2 separate regions of the Mus musculus genome follow, and region 2 is linked to region 1. A link is a loop called in an ENCODE intact Hi-C map of the cell type or tissue named here. Cell type or tissue: heart. All regions are shown on one strand. Links, peaks and the distances in the headings refer to the core of each region. The heading gives the core; the rest is flanking DNA.

What was found. Peaks named below come from ENCODE experiments on the same cell type or tissue, not always from the same donor. Only the 100,000 strongest peaks of a DNase experiment are listed, where the experiment ranks them.
Region 2: it touches region 1 in a loop (2.8-fold over the local background); 9 of 42 quality-filtered maps call a loop at or near these places.

The regions. Positions count from the first base shown.
Region 1 is chr1:119,459,380-119,467,712 of GRCm38, forward strand. No RefSeq gene overlaps it. Among named protein-coding and RNA genes, the nearest start is that of Gm46145, 9.7 kb to the left of the region's middle. In heart, for the core only: a CTCF peak has its summit at 4,221 (motif pointing left); no DNase peak of the experiment used is centred there.
Region 2 is chr1:119,915,832-119,924,164 of GRCm38, forward strand. It overlaps Cfap221 (cilia and flagella associated protein 221), which reads right to left. Exons shown (of 24, transcript NM_001115074.2): 24 at 7,509-7,796. The coding sequence ends at 7,688. It overlaps Gm28209 (a long non-coding RNA gene), which reads left to right. Exons shown (of 3, transcript XR_003948701.1): 3 at 1,577-2,682. Among named protein-coding and RNA genes, the nearest start is that of Tmem177, 6.8 kb to the left of the region's middle. In heart, for the core only: a CTCF peak has its summit at 3,626 (motif pointing right); no DNase peak of the experiment used is centred there.

The sequences.
Region 1 (8,333 bases), core at 319-8,318:
AGTGTTTTGTGAATGCAGGTCTTCCTTCCTAAAAATAAAGCCAAGTAGCATTTTGAAAGCTAGCAATATCAGAAATACAGCCCTGACTGAATAAGACGCTCAGGCTGCTGCTGACCAGGGCTTTGGGTGTGGGGCCCATGATTTCCTGGCACTAAATGGAAAAACTTATGGGGAGTTTTTGTTCGTTTGTTTGTTTGTTTGCTTTTGATAAAGGTTTTTATGTCATCCAGGCAGGCCTTGAACTCACTAAGTAGCTGAGGCTCATCTTGAACTTCTCTGATGAGCTCAGAGCTGGGAATACAGACACACACAGGAGACACTAGATAGTGCATCTGGGCCTCCCACATGCAGAACTAGTATTCTGCACCACAGCCCTAGAGTTCAGTTGAAATTGTAGTACTAGGACAAAAATATTATCCACATGGGAAAGTCGGCAAAGATTCCACACCAAGTATAGAGTCGGGGGTTCACAGACTCAAATTTAGTTAAAGAACCATTGCTGCTATTCAGCCAGGCTTAAGACTTAGTGTGTTGGAATCTCTCCCTACAAAATAGGTCTCCTTCCTTCCTTCCTCCCTTCCTTCCTTCCTTCCTTCCTTCCTCCCTCCCTCCTTTCCTCCCTCCCTCCTTTCCTCCCTCCTTCCCTCCCTCCCTGCCTTCCTGCCTTCCTGCCTTCCTGCCTTCCTGCCTTCCTGCCTTCCTGCCTTCTTCCCTCCCTCCCTCCCCCCCTCTCTCTCTCTTCTCCCTCCTTCCCTTCCTTCTCTCTGATCCTCATTCCCTGTATTCTAGGCTGGCCTCACATTGACTTCCTGCCTCTACCTCATCATCTGTGCTTGGATTGCAGGCATGAATTACCATGCCAGTTTATGCCGAGCGGGGATGCTGGGAATGGAGCCCATGTGAGGGGAATACCCTACTAACAGGGCTTTGTTCCAGCCTATGTAGAACAGGCTTCTGAAAAGCCACTCAGAAATAGAAGCTTACAAAACAAGTACAATTGAAGTCCCAGAGAAGACATGATGCTTAAATTGGGGGGGGGGGGGATATGGATGGCTGACAACCAGGGTTCAATTCCCATGGCCAACATGGCAGAAGGAGAGAGCCAACTCCCATTAGTTGTCTTCTGACCTCCACATGTGGGCCAACACAGGCAGATGCCCACCCACACAAGAAATAATTAAAATGTGAAAAAATAAAAACAGTTGAAGTGTGTTGGGCAGTGGCGGCACATGACTTTAGTCCCAACTCTTGGGAGGCAGAAGTAGGTGGATCTCTGAGTTTGAGGCCAGACAAGGCTACAAAGAGAAACCTTGACTCGGCGGGGGGTGGGGGTGGGGGGTGGCGGGGGTGGGGGGCTGTGTCCTGTTTGATAAGCACCATGTAAGAGTTCGTGTATACCACAAGCGTCCTCTCTAGACAGAGGTTTCAGATGACCCATCATCATCACTTTCTCCACCTGTCCTCTGCTTACTGTGTTGAGCAGTGATGGAGTTAGTTAGGGGTGTAGCCTAGTCAGTAGAGTGCTTGCCTAGCATGCATGGAGCCTATGTTCCTTCCTCAGCACCACATAAAGCAGGCTTGGTGGTCAGCACCTGCAATCCTAGCACTCGGGAGGTAGAGCTGGAAAGAGCAGAAGAGTCCGAGGTCGTCCTCAGCTACACATGGGTTAACCTGGGCTACATGAGACCTTGTCTCAAAATAGAAGAGTGAAGTGATTTCCTTTGCTAAATAGAAAACTTACCAGAGTCTCGTTCTCTTTGCATTAGCAAAGACTTAAGTTCCTCGTTGCCTTCATGGTAACACTCGCTCCTGTGGCCATCTTCGGGTATATAAGACCAGGGTATATGAGACCAGGGTTCTGAAAGCATCCCGAAGGCCCTCACCCTAGCATAGAAAACTTGTGTTCCACTTACTCACTTGCTTGGTGCAGCCTGGCCCCACTGTCTGCTGCAGGCACCTCCCAAGTTAGAATCCCAGTTCCACCAAACACAGAGCTTTAGGAAGCTGCTCTGAGTCTTCTGCAGTCGAAGGCTACGGGTGGAGCCAGCCCTCTGGATTCTACACCTCTCACATCCAGCCAGTCAGCAGGCTGCAGCCGGAGGTAACTGGTGACTTCCAGGTTTAGGTGATGGGCAACTTTTATATGAAGATAAGCCTCCCTCTGCATCTCCTGTGGGGCCTCTGCTGCGCCCACTCCCCAAACCCTGACTGCACAGCCCTCTGTGGGTGTCCTCTCGGGATGAGACAAGTACCCAGATAGTTTAGGATAGCACTTGAGAAGAAATGTCACCTTCGGGCTCAGGAGATGGCTCTGTGGGTAAAAGCACATTCCCAGCACAGACCTGAAATCCTCCGTGGGGCTGTGTAGGAGAGCAGGAGCCTGCAATCCCAGGGCTGTGAGGGCAGAGGCAGGAGAATGACTGGGACTTGCTGACTGCCATCCTAGCTCCAGATTCAATGAGAAAGAAACCTTCCCAGACTGAGGTGGAGAGTGACAGGGCAGGAAACCCACTGTCTCACTCTAATGTGTGCATTCATACACACACATGCACACTTATGCACTCATACGCGCGTGTGCGCACACACACACAAACACACACAAATACTTCTTTAAATAAAAGGAAAGAAATGTCAACTTTTAAAGCTGTCTGCCACAGCAAACTCCACTCTGGAAGATAAAGATCTTCCAGCCCATAAAACAAAAACAGGACAGCCAGGACATGGTGTGTGTGGCATTCTTCTATGTGCACGCATGTGTGCGCATGTTCATGCATGTCCCGGAGCACTGTGCACATGTATGTGGGAGCCACAGGTCAACCTTAGATGTTGTTCCTTAAGAACCACCCACCTTATTTTCTGAGACAGGCTCTGTGATTGGCCCAGAGCTTGACACATAAGCTGGGCTGGCATGTAGGTTCTGGGGCTCAAACTACTCCACATACGTGCATGGCAGCTACTTTACCAACTAAGCCATCCTCCTGGCCCAAATGTGTCTTTTTTGTATGAAAAATGCTGTGGCGTCAGTGTCCCCTTTAAAGGCACAGAGGACGGCACTGTGAGAGTAGAGACAGGAACCACAGACACATGGGGCAGCTGGAGGGAGGTTAGAGCGGCTGGTGAAGAGGGAGGTAGGGGAGGAGCAAAGAGAGAATCTGGAAGGAGAGGGCCGCAGAGCAGGGACTCCCAAAAACACTTCCAAGAGGAATAGTGCTCAGGGTGACCACGAGGAGTCCAGGTTGTTAGCATGGTGTGGCATCCCAGATGAGACTAGGAACTGGACGGTGTCTTCCCAGAAGGGTGTCTGCTTAGAGGGTGACTCTCAGACCAGCTCTTTCTGCAAGTGTCCGGCTCAGGGAGCTCACAGTGAGCAGAGCCAGAAATATGTGGAGCATCAGAATGTTGAGTGGCTGAGGCACACACGTTAAAAGCACAGCTGAGGTCAGACAGGCAGAGGACCTGAAAGAGAACTCTAGGAGCCCCACGAAGAAGAGAACTGCAGAAATGGTTGGGAAGTAAGGTGGGAAACTTGGCTTTAATTAAATAATTAATATTTGTATATGTGTGTGTGTGTGTGTATGTGTGGAGGTTAAAAGTTAACCTCTAGCTCTTCCTAAGATGAGATCTGAGTGGGGGGACAGCGGTGATGCTCAGATCTCCAGATCTACGAGGACTGGGTGCCTGCAGTATGTGCAGCTGGGAAACAGAGTGTGGACAGAAGGTTATAAGGGGGGATATCAGGGTGTGGGAGTGCACACTGCCACCCCAGCACCTGGGAGGTAGAGGCAGGAGGTCAAGGTCACTCTCAGATATTTAGCAAGACAGCAACGAGATCATATATATATATATATATATATATAGAGAGAGAGAGAGAGAGAGAGAGAGCATGAATGAAAGAAAAAAGAAAAGAAAACAGGGCTGTTGAGATGACTCAGGTCAGGTAGACACTTGCAGCTAACTAAGCCTGACACCCTGTTCTCTCTTGTATCTACAATAAAACCTTCCTCTTCAAATGGTCCTGCCATCAGTTTATACCTCTTATAGGGTCAGTTGAAAAGCCCCATCCCAGAAGAATGGCTTAGAGGGTGGAGGGATGGCTCAGCAGCTAAGAGAACTGGCTGTTCTTTCTGAAGACCCAGGCTATTCTCAGCACCAGCGTGTGTCTGTCCCTTCACTTTTAATTCCCTCTCCATAGGATCTAAAGACCCCTGCTGGCCTCTTCTGGCATTACAGTCACATGGTGCACAGGCATACATACTGGCAAAACACCACTCATAGAAGATAGAAAAATCAGAAGGTGATTCTGAGGGGAAAGGTCCTTGCCACCAAGCCAGACAACCTGAGCTGGATCCCTGGAGCCCATATGGGGAAGGAAAGAGCCAGCTCTGGCTAGCTGTCTGTCGTCTGGCACTCCAAAGACATGCCATAGCATATGCCTCTCCCCACTATTAATACATACATACATACATACATACATACATACATACATACATACATACATACAGCTTTTAAAACTTAAAAATAAAATAGGGTGGAAGAAGATACCAATATGCATCTCCAACCTTCACTTGCAGGAAGTATTGAGATAGCGCCTAGACACACCCACACAGGGTGGGCAGGGGCTGGAGGCAGAAAGTTGCTGGTGGAGGTGGGATCACATTACAAAGAGCACTGCCAGGGTTTCAGGAATATGGATCCCTCTTTCTGTGTCTAAGGAAGTGCTGGAATTTACCCATAGAAGACAAAAAGGGGGAAGGGAGTCTTATTTTCTTTACCTGTGTTAATCTGAGTGTCTCTGGAAGGTGAAAACGATTTAAGCACACATCAAAATAATGTAAAATAAAAATCTGGTCTGTGTGTGTGTTGCATGTATATAGGTGTGCTGGGTTTGTGCCATGTACACACACACACACACACACACAGAGAGAGAGAGAGAGAGAGAGAGAGAGAGAGAGAGACCAGAGGATGCTGCTGGATATCACCAACTACTGTCCTATGGCTTATTCTCAGGGTCTCTGACTGAGCGGAAGGTCACTATTACGGCTGGCCCACAAGTTCTTGGATCCTCCTATCCCCATCCCCACCCCCACCCCTGCTTCCTCCCAGTGTTGCAGTTAGAGACAGTCATAGCTATGCTCTGCCTGTTACCTGTTCAGGATTTGAACAGCAGGTCCTTTTACCTACTCTGTCACCTGCCTAGCCCTCAATTTGTTTTCTCTAATAGAAGAACTGATCTGCACAGTGCAGGATGCTAATTAAGATTGGAGGGATTGCTGGTGTGACTAATCAGTTGTCAACCTGATGGACTTTAGAATCATCATGGACGCAAACTTCTGGGCATGTCTATAAGGGATTGTCTAGACTAGGCTAACAGAGTAGAGAACACCCCCAAAGTATCCATCTCTCTGCTGCCTGACTGTGGGTGCCCTGGGAGCAGCTGCCTCGGGTTCCTGCTGCTGTGCCTTCCCCACCAGAATGGGCTGTGAGCCCCAGCAAACCCTTCCTCCTTATATTTCTCTTGTTAGGGATTTGATCACAGGACAGAGGTAATACATGGCAGTCCTGGCCACCACCCTGGGACATGAAGACCCTGCACTGTGAATCCCTACAGCAGGAATCCAACCCCCAACGTCTCCCACACTCGACTGTCACCCTCTCCTGTTTGCATTTATGTAGAAGTGAAGATGCAACATGGACCAAGATGTCATCCTGTCTCCAAATCCTCACCCAAACCAAGGTTTTATCTGTGAGAGGCAGTAGCAGTCTGTCATTACATTTCTACAGTAGGTTTAAACTTACAATGTTATTTGTTTTATATATTTGCTTATATCTGAGTAAGTCAGATGTTTAGGAGAGCATTTCTACTTGTAACTACTGAAAATACACAAGAATTACTTAACAAGATGGGAGTGTGATAGAATGCTTGCCTACAGTGTAGGAAGCCCTGGTTTCCACGCCCAGCACTGCACAAACTCAGTATAATGGTGCACATCTGTACTTGTAGCACTTGGGGGATGGGGGAGATGGAGGCAGGAGAATCAGGAATTCAAAGTCATCTTTAGCTACTTACAGAATTGGAAGCCGGTCAGCCATGGTGTTGCATGCCTCTGCTCCCAGTACGCAGCAGATAGAGGCAGGAGAGTCTCGGAATCAGAGCAAAGCCTGGGCCTCATGAACCCATCTCAGAACAGAAACGAAATAGCTACAAAAGTCCGGAGGAAGGAGAGGTCCCAAGCATGCACTGCAGATGGGTAATCAACTCACCGCCTTGCAGCAGACAGAGAAAGGGGACGAATGAAACCAGCCCCAGGGAACCCAAGGCATCCTCACTTGACTGCAAATCAAGCCCCAGCTCAGCTCCTACAGGCAAAGGGTTGCCATGGCGCCTCTGGTTAAAATGAGCATGCCCAGGGGCCAGGCACTGGTCCCTCCACTTGGGTCTGCCAAGAGGAAACAGTTGCTGGGGGAAAAAAAAAGAAACCAGGACAAAATACAAGACTGAGTGTCATTGTCTCCAACGAAACATTAAAAAGAAGACTTGAGCCAGGTGGTGGTGGTGGTGGTGGTGGTGGTGGTGGTGGTGGTGGTGGTGGTGGCGGCGGCGGCGGTGGCACGTGCCTTTACCCCCAGCACTTGAGAGCACTCTGTGAATTTGAGGCCAGCCTGATCTACAGAGTGAGTTCTAGGGCAGACAATGAGATTGTATTGTATTGTATTTTAAAAGAAACAATACAATACAATACAATACAATACAATACAATACAATACAATACAATCAAGGGGGCTGGTGAGATGGCTCAGTGGGTAAGAGCACCCGACTGCTCTTCCGAAGGTCCGAAGTTCAAATCCCAGCAACCACATGTCACACTGCTTGCCTCTTGCTCTTTCCTCTCTTACTCTTGCTGTCTTGCTCTCTTGCTTCTCTCTTGCCCTCTTGGTCTCTTCCCTTCCCCCTTCCCTTCCCTTCTGTATTCCCTTCCCCCTCTCTCCACATGCTCATGGCTGACCTCTACTTCTCTTCTCTTCTCTTCTCTTCTCTTCTCTTCTCTTCTCTTCTCTTCTCTTCTCTTCTCTTCTCTTCTCTTCTCTTCTCTCTCTCTCTCTGTCTCTCTCTGTGTGTCTGTCTGTCTGTCTTTCTCTGCCTCTACTACCCTCTTAATGCCCTTCCTCATGCCCTGAATAAACTCTCTTCTATACTATACCGTTGTGCGGCTGGTCCCTCAGGGGAAAAGGATGTCTTGGCATGGGCCCACTGAGACATCCCATCCCCCATAACTCATCACACATCCATAGAACATATTCTCTTTATTTGTATCTTTTTATAAACACATCACCAAGCCCTTCTAACCCTCAGGGGTGGTGTGAAGAGAACATAGACTCCAAGAGCTGGAAGGTATGGAAGGGGCTTCCAAATGCCATCCTCTGGCGTAGAGACAGCAGTTGTGATCTGGATGTCCAGGCAGCTGTTTCTGCTGCCTGTGCTGGGTCTGCACAGGAGCAGGCCTGTCCACAGTCAGGCTGAGGGTCAGGGTAGTGGCACATGCCTTTAATCCCACAACCTGAGAGGTGGAGGCAAATGGATCTCTAAACATAGTAAGTTCCCAGCTAGCCTGGGCTACACAGTGAGACCCTGCTTCAAAAAAAAATTGTCAGGCAGAGGTAGGCAGAAGACAGGTTGGGGGTGGGTAGACCCATCTTCACAGCCAACTATTTGTTACGACTAGATGCAGGAGAGGGGAGTCTTTGTCTTTGCCTTCAGTCGTGAGTCCACTGGTGACTCCACCAGTGCCGATGCATAGCTCCAACCCAGTGCTCATATAGATAGCCACAGGGGTCACAACAAAGCCAAAGTCATGGAGCAGAGCAGAGGGCAGGTAGAGAGAACTGGGGGTGCAGGGGCTGGGGGTGGGAAGCAGGGATGAAAAGGGTGAGAGTTGAGGGGAGTCAGCAGAATGCGTGGGGGTGGGGGAGTAAACGGAATTCATTGCAGACATGCATCAAGAACAAGGTCAGTGTAACAGCGAAGAGGCCTGAAGGGGGAGGAGCGTGCGAGGAGGGCAACTAGGTAACACGTGACTAGTGCTTTGCTGGGATCCTGAGGAAAGGTGGGGGTGAGGCAGCAGGGACCACCACGCAGAGCTTATACCCTTAGGGGTCCTCAGCAACCATGGCTGGGTTTCTACTCATTCACCCCAATATCCTGACAGCTCTGCATGGGTTCTCCGAGCTCCTAACAAACTCTCTTCCTTCCTCAGAGTATGGCTGCCAACCAGAGACCACAAGGTACTTGAGTAAAAATCATAGCTTAAAAAAGAACCGAGAATCAAAAAACACTC
Region 2 (8,333 bases), core at 31-8,030, 460 kb after region 1:
TTATCTTATTTATCATATGCAAAAGGCTTTAATAAAGAGTCCTGTGTTTATTGGGCTGTATCTGGGATGGGGTATGCTTGTGTCTCTTGTTAATCCCTCAAATGCAAGGAGAAAGGCCACTGACCCAAATCCTATAGCCACATTAATTAAAGCAAACTTTTATCCATGTACATGGGCTGTCTCTCCCTAAAGGTAGGGGTCAAGAAATCAGCACTGGACATGGGTCAGGTAAGGGTTTTTATGATCCTGGAGCAGGAGGTTTCGAAAGGGGGGATTTGGCAGGCAAATAGGCGGGGCTGTGGGAGCAGAATATAAACACAGCAAGCAGGTCACCAACGACCTCCTGAAGCAAACACATGGCTGTAGGCGATCACAACAATAGTTATACAACTATGGTTATAATAACCCTTTGAAACAAAGGGTTGCTGTTCCTTAGAAAAGGCAGTGAAAAAACCATTTGTAGCTAAGGTTGCAGGTGGCATGGGCCTATCCTTGAAAAACATATTTAATTATAAACAAGAATGAATCTAGTTTGTCTTTACTATAAGATGGCTTTCAAGCCTAAGATGGAGGCAGGCTGGTTTATAACTTTGTGTAAGATAACCACTGTTGGTTACTGGGGCTAGAGCCCTCTGACTACTTTCTGTATGCACCTCAAGGTTTTGTTTTTAAAATTTTTTGTATGTATGTGTATATACATGTGTGTGTGTGTGCATGTTTATATGTGTGTGGATGTGCATGTATATATGTACATGTGTGCATGCCAAGGATTAAGGCTGATGGTAGGTGTATCCCTCAGTCACTCTTTACCTATTGATTGAGGCAAGGTCTGTCACTAAATCTAGAGTTTGCCAGTCTGGTAGTCTAGTAAGCCATCTTGTTCTGAGAAGCCCTGTCTACACCTATCATGGAACGGGTTACAGGCAGGCTACCATGCCCACCAGGCTTTGGCACGGGTTCTGGGAAGCTCAGCTCTGGTCCTCACACTCGCATGGCAAGTGCTGTCTACTTGCTGAGCAGTTTCCAAAGCTCCAAAGGAAGCTGGCCAAGCCAACATACAACATGAGACCCTTTAAAGGCAAGCACTTTCTGAGAGAGAGAATGTCGCTGTCCTGGCTGAGCAGCTCGTGGTTGGGCATACTTCGGCGCCACCCTGGCCTGTTTCTTACTCTGTGTGTTTGTGTGTGCATGTTCATGGAGACCAGAGTCAGAGGTCAACCTCAGACATAGTTCTCCACACACGCACACACACACACACACACCCCTCCCCCCATCTCATAAATGGCAGTGTTGGTGACATTTTTCCAAACAGAAGGACTGCAGCACAGTAAACAGGATTGTTGTCAGATAAACAAACCTAAAGATGACTTTCTGTTTAAAAGAGAAGTACATTTCCCAAGCTGGTTCCTGTTTTCCAGGAACTGCTACTAGGAGCCAGAGATGAACACTCAGACATAGTTTACAGCCAATTGAAAGTCTTTCTTCCAGCTGGCTGGGATTATACTCAGGTATTTGAGACCCAAGTATAGGGTTGAGTGTTTAGAGTAAGTTTTTTTTTGTTTTTTTTTTTTTTAAGGCAACCCCCCATCCCCTACATCCTGGTATCTCAATTGACAGCTGCTGGAAGGAGTTTTACAGAAGCAAGTCATTCAACAGAAGCGAAGATAAACAACTGGTCAGGGAGGGTCACACACCAGGCAATTTAACAGACGCTAAGATACATTTTCTGGGACATCTTGACCTCAGGTTCCTAGAATAAAGTTGGGAGATTTTTCATGGTTTTTTTTCCTACCAAGGAGATCAAATTCTAGTTAAACCTAAAATAGCCTTAGCAAGGATAAAAGATGGAGGAGCCTCTGTACTGTCTTGCCCTGTCACAGAACCTCTCCTGACCTTCCCTCAAAGGTCTACTACCTTAGGTGAGGACACCTAGTTCCTAACCTGTATCAGCTCAGATCCCCAACCTGCTGACTGTTGTTGGGAAACACTGCTATTTAAGGTCTCAGGCTACCATATCTAGATAGCTGCTCTGAACTCGAAACAAAATGGAGGAGTCCCTTTTCCAGTAGGACTCCCTCTTCTCTGCTTGACTTTATCTAGAGTGCCTGAACCCACACCTGAGGAAGGTCATGTAGCCCTTGACAAACCTACAGGTTCAACTTTCTCCCCCCCACCCCCCACAAGGATCTGCCCAGCAAGTACCTGAGATTCTGGACCAACTCTCCATGCAAATGAGACATTTCCAGTATGTTCAGTTCCAGCCAATGACTTGCATTCACCCTGAAAACTCCTCCTCACTCTTCAAGGTTCATATATAGCCCTCATCAACCCTGAATAAAGTACATGCCCACAAGCTGTTTCACAGAAGTTCAGCTGAGAAAGCTGTTTCATTGAGTACTGTCTAAAAGAACTGTAACTCTGAAACCCTCAGAGAATCCCCTCCCCGCTCCCCACCCTCACGTCACCATCCCCACACCCTGGAACTCCCAACCTGCAGGTCCCTGCACACCGCATCCGTTCCAGGCTCTGCTTCATCATTCCTGCTGGTACCTGGACTCGGGATGCTGACCCACAGGCTCTCTCAGATCTTCCTGCTCTTTGTGTATTTCTCTCTGCTCCCCCACCCCACCAAAGGTGGCCTTGACTGTTGGATCCCCAGTAAACCTTTCTGTTTTCTACCCACGGAGTGTTCTCGTTTGTTAGTTTCTCTGTTCACTCAGGTGCTGTCTGCTTTGTTTGTTGCTTGCTTTTGTTGTTTTGTTTTTGAGACAGGGTCTCACTGTAGCTTTTGTTTGCCTGAAACTTGTTATGGAGACCAGGCTGGCTTTGAGTCACAGACATTTGCCTGCCTCTGCTTCTTGACTGCCAAGATTAAAGGTGCGCACTTCCATGCCTTCAGAACTATGAGTTAGACAGACCCTCTGCTAGGTAGACTCCCAAGCTCTCAGAAGACTTTTCCCTCTCTCTCTGAGATCAGGGATCCCAGAATCAACAATGAGAATGGGTGGGGGCTGGGGAGTATAGGGTGAACAGGAGGCTGCAGCAGTGGGGATCCCAGACTATGAGGACAGGTGAGGGAGGTGTGGGTGGGGGACAGGAGGCTTGCAGGTGGAATTAATTTGAGCTTTCCGGTCTGGAATTTAGCATTTCTTTTCTGGGGTCCTGGTGCTGAGGACTGAGAAGCCTGTTATAGATTCAGACAGGTTCTCTAGAGGGTACAGTTTACTGTAGCCTGATCAGCCCCTAGTTTAAATCTAATAGATAATGTTAGTAAGCATAAAGAAAAAAAACATTAGTAAGTGTAAGAAAAAGCAAGCTGCCAGATCTTCAGAAGCAAGTGATGCACCTGAGACTCCCAGTCCCTCAGTCAAGATGCCCTTGTCACATCCACGCTCCTCAAGGAACTTAGTGACTGAACCCAGGGAACCTCTGAACATCACACGGCCAACGGCTGCAACGAAGGAGCTTTATCCATGGCATTGACTGCAGAATAAAACGCAGGTGACATTTCCCTGCCTCTTTTCATTTATAGGAGATCTGAAGAGGGGGTAGGGAAAGCTCTTCTGATGATCTGGATTTGGTTGGTGTAGAAATTGAGGTGGCAAGAGATGTATTTCTTGTAGCACCCACCAGAGGGCACAAGACCGCCAACATGGTCTATGTAACCATTCCACTATGGATGTCCTCTGTGGTGCCAGAGGCTAAATAGACATAATAAATGTAGGATCCCATCCATGCAGTGCTGGGATGGAACTTGGGCTTCACACAGGCTCCACAGCACCCCACCAACTGAGCTACATCCTCGACACAGCGGAAGCCAACTTACTCTGCCAAACAGATTCAGGAGAACAGACCACTCACTCCATGGGATGGGAGCTGAGGGGCCGCCCTGCAGGTGCCTGTCACCTGAAGGAATCCTGATCAGTGCTGGACTCCTGTGGTCTCCGGACAGTCAATGGCTGTCCTTTCCAGAGGAGTGAGTCGTACATGTCCTGGAATTAATGTCATGTCCTGGAATTAATATTAATGTCAGCGCACACGTGTGTGTGTGTGTATGTGTGTGTGTGTGTGTGTGTTTGTGTAAGACACAGAGAGATTTTTGACAATTTATAAATACATATTGTTGATGGCTAGTCTTGTTTGTTAACTTGGTGGGATTTAGAATCATCTTGGAAACAAACCTCTGGGCATGTCTCTTATACCAGGTTCTTTACAGAGGGATTATTTAGGTTAAGTTAACTGAGATGAGAAAACCATCCTACAGTGGACATCACCATTCTTGGGCTGCAGTCCCAGCCTGAGTAAAAAGGAGGATGCGAGCTGAGCATTGGGGTAACATTTTGTTGCACTGTGTGAAGGTTGTCTCTATATTATCCAAGTCTTGATTCTGTACAGGTAAAGAGATGACCAGTGGCTGGACTTATATATTGTCATTCTTATGGCTCATCACCTGGCTCCATATTTTGTAAACATACATCTTCCTCACTTTTGATTGGTTTAATACATATCTGACAGACAAGGTGGGACTTCCGGAGAGAGATATGGACTATGGGAAGAATCAGGGGCCCAAAGATTCACCAGCATGACATAGAGGAGGTCAGACATGCTGAGAGAGAGAGAGAGAGAGAGAGAGAGAGAGAGAGAGAGAGAGAAAACGGGACACGAGGCAGAGGTGGACTAGGATAGTTGGGTTAATTGACTTGTATGCTAGCTGGGAAGCAGACCTGCTATAGTGCCTAAGCTTTTATAAAGCCTCTGTGTCTTTATTCTGCAGCTGGTGGTGAGAGGACAAAATAAACCCCATTAGTCTCCATTTAAAGACCAGGCCAGATTTCAAAAAGAAGGCCATAAAGCAGCAGCTTCAGGAACAGGCCATAAGGTCCAGGAACTAGGCCACAAGACACCATCCAGTTCCAAGAACAGACTAGAAAACCCAGAAACAAGGTCATACAACCCTCTCCCAAAGGACAATCTGGGGGATAACCACACAGATGGGGAAATAGCTTATCTCAGAATGGGACATCTGTGTTGGGCAACCAGATCTCATTCTATGGTTAAGCAGTCATGACATAGGAATGCAGACCTCTGACTACCTGTGACTCCCTAGCACCCACCAATGAAATTTTAGATTACCTAATCCTTCTAGAGAGTTCACCAGGTTCCCTATAAGAAGGCTTGAGAGCCTTTGTCTGGGGTCAGTGTAGGCATACATTTCTTGCAACCTACTTTTAATAAGGGTTTAACCTCTCCTCTAGCCCATCTCCCAGTAGTGGTAGTAGAGAAGTTATTAGGATATCGGGGAAGTGGACCTGTTCAGCAATAGTTCTTTGGGGGAGATTACAGTGTTCTTCCTTAGCAGCTCAGTCCCGTAGCAAACAACAAATACAACTTAGCAGCTGCAGACCAGTCCTTTCAGCAGGCAGACACCAGGCATGAACCAGCAGCTGTAGTTCATGCTAAAGAAGCCCTTGCCAATCTCACCAACAGGCCCCAAGCAAGGCTGTGGAAGTAGCAGGCTGCTGCAGGAAACTCATGAGCAGTTCTTGGTGAGTTTCTCTCAATGACAGTGTTACCACAAATTGACCTCAACAATGCTATGTAAGGGGAACCAATACATGCCTGTCATTAGTGAAGACTAGCGAGGCAGAGCAAACCAAACCAAAGCTCAGTGCCTGCCTCCCACTGTCTGTGGGTCATATTTATATTCCTTCATCTTGTGTCCTTTCATGTATCTGCTCCAACAAAATATCCTTTCACCAGTGTCTGATTCAGGAAAACAGTCTTTTACGTGTCTGCTTTATCAAGACTTTTTTATTTTTTCACCTGTGTGCCCCAGCAAAACACCATTTGATATCACTAGCTTTCCAAAGAAACTAGAAGTTTCTACTTCAGGTCGCCAGTTTGAAAAATGGTTGACCCCTGCATCCTGATTGTTTCTGCAGAATAAATGGTCTTTAGTTTGTACATTATCTGAGTCTGGGGTCTTCCTTCAGCGATTTTTGAGCCCTTTCAGCAGGTCCAAGAAAGACTGGCAACAGCTGAAGCACCAGCGTTCACCTCTCTGCTTCCTGATTGTGGATGCCAAGTGAGCAGCTGCCTCATGCTCCTGCCACCATGCCTTCCTCACTTGATGGCATATCTTTCCTGCCATGACAGACTTTAGTCACTGGAACCATGAGCCAAAGTGAAACCTTCTTTCCTAAGTCACTTTGTCGGGTATTTTGTTGCAGCAACAAGACATGTAATTGCATAATACATACACACATACATATACACACATACACATACATACATACATACATACATACATACATACATGAACAGAGAAGGGAACAGAATACATCTATCTCAGTTAGGTTTTTACTGCTGTGAACAGACACCATGACCACAGCAACTCTTATAAGAACAACATTAATTGGGGCTGGCTTACAAGTTCAGAGGTTCAGTCCATTGTCATCAAGGCAGGAGTATGGCAGCATCCAGGCAGGCATGGTGCAGGAGGAGCTGAGAGTTCTGCATCTTCATCTGAAGGCTGCTAGGAGAAGACTGGCTCCCACATGGTAAGGAGGAAGGTCTTAAAGTCAAACCTACAGTGACACACTTCCTCCAACAAGGTCACATCTCCAAATAGTGCCACTCCCTGGGCCAAGAATATTCAAACTACCACATCGTCCTATCACAATTGGATAATTATGTGTATGACAGAACCCAAACACCATCAACCATCCTCACCTGCACATATGAGTGGAATCTCATTGACAAACACAACAAAGATCTGGCTACCAGAATTCCTGGCATCTTTGCCATGACATCCCCACCCCTGTTCCTCCCCCATGTGCTTCTGGGAGTTCCCTAAGTTCCAAATGCTGTACAGATGTTTCCAAGTACACCTGTGAGTTCTAGTTGTCTAACGATGGCTATCCCAGGGTCAGTGCTAGCCAAGCTCTGCTCTGAGCACAGCTACCCCGGCAGCCAGTGTTCTCACTCATGTGGCTTTTTCAGAGAATTCTGGGCAGAGGTGGGAGGTCACATCCCTCCCAGATCCATCTGACACCACAACACCCAGAAACTGCAACAGGAATGCCTGGGTCTTAGCCTCTTAGTGGTGTGTGTGTGTGTGTGCACATGAGTGCATGTGCATATGTGTATGGAAGCCAGAGGCTAACCTCAGGCATAATTCCTTGTGACCCTGGCCACACTGTTTTTTGAGACTAGGTCCCTCACTACAGGCTAGTGAGTTCACCAAGTAGGCTAGACTGGCTGGCCATTGATCCCCTCTTCTTGTTTCTTGCCTACCAGCATTGGGATTAGAAGTTTGTACCATTAAACCAGTGTTCTGTGTGGATTCTTGGGATCAAATTCAGGTCTTCATGCTTGTAAGGGAAGCACTTGACTGACTGAGCCTTTCCCCCAGCCCCAGGCCATTGGCCCTTGCCACATTGACTCTTGGCTTGTTTGAGAAGGCTTCATTCCAGCACAAAGGCTTGCACTAAGAATCTCTCAGCATGGTCATCATAACAGCATATTTTTATTTTCAGAAAGAAAAAATATAGTTTAGAGCAAGGCATCTGCATTTCAATTCTTGTCTCTAGAAACTTTAATTCCAAAAGTGGTTTGAATGTAAATGAACTCAGAGGACCTCAGTGACCTTTGAAGGCAAGGAGAGCAACGGGCACACCAGTGGGTTTTAGTCTAGAATCAGGTACGTGTTGAGAGCTTTGCTTCGCAGATTCTTCATCTCCTCCTGCACCCTTTCTCCCACCTTTTCTGGTAACTGGGTGGAGTCTTTGAAATCCCTGGATATTGGAAACGCAATAAAGATATACCAAGATATTAAAACATGAAAGTCAAGCCAGCTAAATAGGTCTGTAGGCAAACGCTACCCTAAGCCTGACAGACTGAGTTCCATCCCTGGTACCCACATGGCCCATGAAGGCCCATACATATATACACATGCATGCATACAAAATCAATCAATAAATATACTTTAAAAGAATTTAGAAGCTGGAGAGATAACTTAGTGGGTAAAGGCAGTTGCTGCTCCGACTTGAGATGGGGTTTTGATTCCTCGGACCCAAATCATAGAAGAAGAGAACCAACACACACAAACACACACACACACACACACACACACACACACACACACACACATGCCAAGTAAATAAACTTTTTTTTTTTTTTCGAGACAGGGTTTCTCTGTATAGCCCTGGCTGTCCTGGAACTCACTTTGTAGACCAGGCTGGCCTCGAACTCGGAAATCCACCTGCCTCTGCCTCCCAAGTGCTGGGATTAAAGGCGTGCGCCATCACCGCCCGGCAACTTTTTTTTTTTTT